Regions from separate parts of the Homo sapiens genome. Here region 1 is linked to region 2. A link is an interaction called in ENCODE POLR2A ChIA-PET data of the cell type or tissue named here. Cell type or tissue: IMR-90. All regions are shown on one strand.

Region 1 (2,500 bases), 790 kb before region 2:
GCTTCTTGACACTTAATCTACTGAGTCCTTTATTGCTGAGTTTATGGTGAGAACAGTGATTCTCAACAGGTGATTCTCAAAAGGGAAGACTGGGCAGTTTCAATAATGATAATCAGTATTCTAATATTTCACATTAAGGAAAAGAAAGTCTATTCATTCCACCACACACACTATAGCAGGAAAAACTAGGCCAAACTCTTCTTGACCAATATAGATATGGTAGATATGGAAAAGAACTGGTGTGGGGGCAGGAATGAAGATGGGAACACCCCCACAAGAAGCCAGTAACAGAATGTCCTTAGGAAGAATGAGATTCTTGTCCATCAAAAAGAAGTAGGAACTAAACAAGGTCAAGAACATGAGGTTGGAGGTTACATTGTGTGGCTGGAAAGAAGCCACACAGAGACTGAGAAACTGAGAAGGCAAGGACTCTTCTGACAGGGCAAGGTGGAAGGTGGTGGAGGAGGTGACGGTGCTATTACTGGCTTTCACAGATAAATGATAGAATAAGGGATACAATTGACAACATTGAGTTGTCAATGAGTTGCCCCTCAGAGGGGAAAAGAGGAATTTCTCTCCTAGAAACCTCAGTTTTGCTATTGTTGTCATTATTGTTGTGTTAACTTCACTCCAAGAAGATCAGTGCCCATGAACATACCTTACACTGGAAAAACTGACTTGCTAAAAAGAAACTCTATAAAGCAGACTAACTCTGAGGGACTTTTCCTCTTGACTTTTTTCCTTGTTGATACGTGACCCCATGTCCCAGCACATTGTTAGGGTCCTGCCATTAAAAGATTGCAGAATGTTTAATAAAAACATTTTAGATCTCTTTAACCATCTGCTTTCTTTTTTCTTATCTTGGTCACTTGCTTTGAAAAAGGTCCCTTGAGATCACACTAAGACCTCCAGTTGCTAGCCTGGGTTATCACTCTACATTGCTGTTCCAACAATTCAATTAGGTAATCTGAACCCCTTACATGCAGTCATTATTTCATTCATTTATTCACCCAACAAGCTGGTTTGGAGCCTTACCTCGAAAGAGCAATAAAATAGGTACAAGGAGCAATAGAAAGAAGGTATAGTCTCATCTTTGCCCTCAGGGGTGAGCAATTGAAGAGAGAAAAAAAATAAGTGGCCATTATATACAGAACAATGTACTAACATTCTATAAGAGTGGCTACAAGGTAAGTGCCATGGAGGTAATGTGAAAAAAGTATTATTCCTGTGCTAGACCAGTAGGGCACAAAACTTACTTGCCAAACACCAAAATAGGCTTCAAAAACCTTATTTTAGAAGAACTGGAATATAGCAGTGGTGGTAATAGCAATAATAGTATGGCTCATAGCTGATACTCGTTGAGTACTTACCACATGCCGATACTGATGTAAACACTTCCCATGAGTAATTTCCAGTAACTTTCATGACAAATCAATGTGACTGGTATCGTTATTATCTCATTTGATACACATAGAAACCGAGGCACAGAGCATTTGCCCAGGCCCCTGCTTGTAAGCAGCACAGCTAGGAAGGAGTTTATAAAAGCAGTTCAACTGTGCAAAAGTAGCTAGGAAGAGGTGATTAGGTAAATAGAAATATATATAGGAATACTTCTAGTCAAAGTTTTGGGAATTCCTTTTTTTTTTTTTTTTTTTTTTTTTTGAAACAGAGTCTTGCTCTATTGCCTGTCTGGAGTGCAGTGGCTTGATCTCAGCTCACTGCAACCCCTGCCTCCTGAGTTAAAGCGATTCCCCTGCCTCAGCCTCCCAAGTAGCTGGGATTACAGGCACATGCCACAACGCCCAACTAATTTTTCGTATTTTAGTAGAGACAGGGTTTCACCATGTTGGCCAAGATAGTCTCTATCACCTGACCTTATGATCCACCCGCCTCGGCCTCCCAAAGTGCTGGGATTACAGGCGTGAGCCACCGCACCCTGCTGGGAATTTCTTTAAATGAAGAAATATAAAATGCAATTTAAAGACCATTTTTGCAGTGCTTGTTAGATGAGTAGCATAAGTTACAAAAAGTTGAGATAACTTCCCTTCTCCGTCTAGCCTAATGACTACTTTTTAAAACTACTCACGTAAGAAAGAAAAAAACTAATACTTGTTGACTTCTACTATGTCCCATCAACCTCCATGAATTGTCTTAATACTAAATAGTGAAAATTATACCCATTTTACAGATGAGTTCATTGACATTTAAGAGTGGTAATTACCTTAACCAAATTTTCATATTCCTTTCTCTGCTTTCTGTATACCAGGGAGTCTTCCTGATAGAGCACTTTTTTTTTCAACTATAGAGTCTCCTTATCCTATTTTCTCTTTATAATGATATTCTAGGGTGTGTCCTCCACGTGATGCTACAGTCTATCTTAAAAGCTGTTGATTTAGATTAATAAGTAGGAAATTCATAACAGTATTACCTATGGAATACCTGGTCTATGTTATGGAATTTATTATAACATTGCTAAAAAGTAAAGAATTCCATTCCCTAG
Region 2 (2,500 bases):
TTATAGCCTACTCGTTCTATAAAATACTGAGAGATGTGTTGAAGTCTCCAACTTAATAGATTTGTCTATTTCTCTTTCCAGTTCTATCAGTTTTTTTTTCATGTATTTTGAAAGTTTGTTAGATCCATACATATTTAAGATCGGTGTGCCTTTCTGGCGGACAGCCTCTTTATCTCTGGTAATATTCCTTGTTCTGAAATCTTCTTTGCCTTGTATTAATATAACCACTTCAGCTTCCTTTTGATTAGTATTTACATGGTATATCATGTCAAAAACTGAAGTTTGCCATGAATTTCATACATATTAGCAATAGACATGAGATTTCCATCTCTCCATTGTATCACTTATTAATAAAGAGTAACTGGGGAGATGGTTGCAGACCAGATACTGAGAAGTAGGTTCAAAGGCAGCTACCTCAACAGAGACCCATGGAGAATTGTCTCCCAACATATTTTTTCTGTTTTTGTTTTTTGTTTTACTTTCACTTTCAACCTATCTGTATCTTTACACTTAATATGGGTTTCTTATAGTCAGCATATAGATGGGCTTACTTGTTTATCCAGTCTGATAATCTCTGTCTTTCATTTTGACATGTCTCTTTTATTTAGTGTGTTTAGATTGTTTATATTTATCAACATTGGTAATATGGTTGGATTAAAATCTACCACTATGGTATCTGGTTTATGTTAGTCTATCTGTTCTTTTTTTCTTTTGGATTACTTGGACTTTTTAAAAATTCCATTTCTCTCCGCGGTTTGCTTATTTATTTATACCTCTTTCTGAAATTTGTTTAGTGGTTGCCCTAGGGTTTGCCGTATATTTGTAATTAATCACAGTTTTCTTGATATAATAATACATAGCTTTATATGTAGTATTAGGACCTTATAGTTCTATACTCCCATTTCTCCTCTTCATCTTTTATGTTTTTGTTGTCATACACTTTACTTTTATATATATGCAATCAACATGCAATATATTACTACTCTAAGACTTTACAGTATATTGCTATAGATTTTATAGAACTGTTCATGTAGGTTATAATAAATTTATTTTTAAAAAGTCTTCAATAATTAGCCTTACCTTACTGTAACTTTTACTTTATTAACTTCTTAGTTTTTTAAACTTTTTTACTCTCTTACAATAACTTAGCTTAAAACAAATACATTGTACAGCTGTACAAAAGTATGTCCTCATTCTGTAAGCTTTTTTCTATTTAAAAATTTTTAATTTTTACTTTTAAAACTTTTGTTAAAAACTAAGACGCAAATACATTAGCCCTAGGCCCACAGAGAGTCAAGCTATAAATATCACTGTCTTCCACTTCCACATCTTGTCTGGAAGGTCTTCAGGGACAATTACACACATGGAACTGCCATCTCCTATGATAACAGTTCCTTCTTCTGTAATATCTCCTGAAGGACTTACCTGAGGCTGTTTTACAGTTAACTTTCCTTTTTATGTAAGTAGGAGTACATTCTAAAATAATGATAAAGTATATAATAAATACATAAGCTAGTAACTGTTACCATGATCAAGTATTATGTACTTAACATAATTGTATATGCTATACTTTTATACAACTGGCAGTGTAGGTTTCTTTACACCAGCTTCACCACAAACACGTGAGTAACTCATCGTACTACAATGTTAATACAACTAGGATGTCCCTAGGCGATAGGAATTTTTCAGCTTCATCGTAATCTTATGGGACCACCATTATATATGTGGTCCCTTGTCGATTAAATATCATTATGCAGTACATGACTGCATTTTTGCTTTAGAGACAGTTATCTTTTAGAACAATTGCAAATAAGAAAAATATGAAGTTTTGTATTTACTTTCATTTATACCGTTTATACTGTTGTTCATGTCTTTGTGTAGATCCAAGTTTTCTGTCTGGTATCATTCTGTCTACCTGAAGAACTTTTAACATTTCTTATAGGCCAAGTCTGCTAGTAATAAATTATCTTTGTTTCTCTCAAAAAGACTTTATTTTTCTAAAATATTCTTGCTGAATATAGAATTCTGGATTGCCTTTTTTTTCTTTCAGTACTTAAAAGATGTCACTCTACTGTTTGTTATATGGCTTTTACGTATATATTTTTATTTGAATTAAATTTTTTTTCTTTTTCCGCTTTTATTTTAGATTCCGGGTGTACCTGTGCAGGTTTATTACAAAGGTATATTGCATAATGCTGAGGTTTGAAGTACGACTGAACCCGTCACCTAGGAAGTGAGCATAGTACTCAATAGGTAGTTTTTCCATCCTTGCCTCCCTCTCCCATCTTGTATTCTCCAGTGTCTGTTTGTTCCCATCTTAATGTCCATATGTACTCATGGTTTGGCTGCCACTTGTAAGTGAGAACATGGGGTATTTGGTTTTCTGTTTCTCCATTAGTTTGCTTAGGATAATGGCCCCCAACTGCATCCGTGTTGTTGCAAAGGACATGATTTTGTTCTTTCTGTGGCTGTGTAGTGTTCCATGGTGTATATGTACCAC

Evidence for each region. ChIA-PET counts read pairs that join two places held together with the same protein. Peaks named below come from ENCODE experiments on the same cell type or tissue, not always from the same donor. Only the 100,000 strongest peaks of a DNase experiment are listed, where the experiment ranks them.
Region 1: POLR2A ChIA-PET joins it to region 2 with 11 read pairs; 1 of 35 experiments calls an interaction of 5 or more read pairs at or near these places.

Annotation. Positions count from the first base shown.
Region 1 is chr6:112,248,604-112,251,103 of GRCh38, reverse strand. All of the region lies in intron 2 of LAMA4 (laminin subunit alpha 4), which reads left to right. The region is part of intron 2 of LAMA4-AS1 (LAMA4 antisense RNA 1); the gene reads right to left. Among named protein-coding and RNA genes, the nearest start is that of LAMA4, 4.7 kb to the left of the region's middle. In IMR-90, no CTCF peak of the experiment used is centred here; a DNase peak (open chromatin) is centred at 1,393.
Region 2 is chr6:111,460,053-111,462,552 of GRCh38, reverse strand. All of the region lies in intron 1 of REV3L (REV3 like, DNA directed polymerase zeta catalytic subunit), which reads left to right. Among named protein-coding and RNA genes, the nearest start is that of REV3L, 22 kb to the left of the region's middle. In IMR-90, no CTCF peak of the experiment used is centred here; no DNase peak of the experiment used is centred here.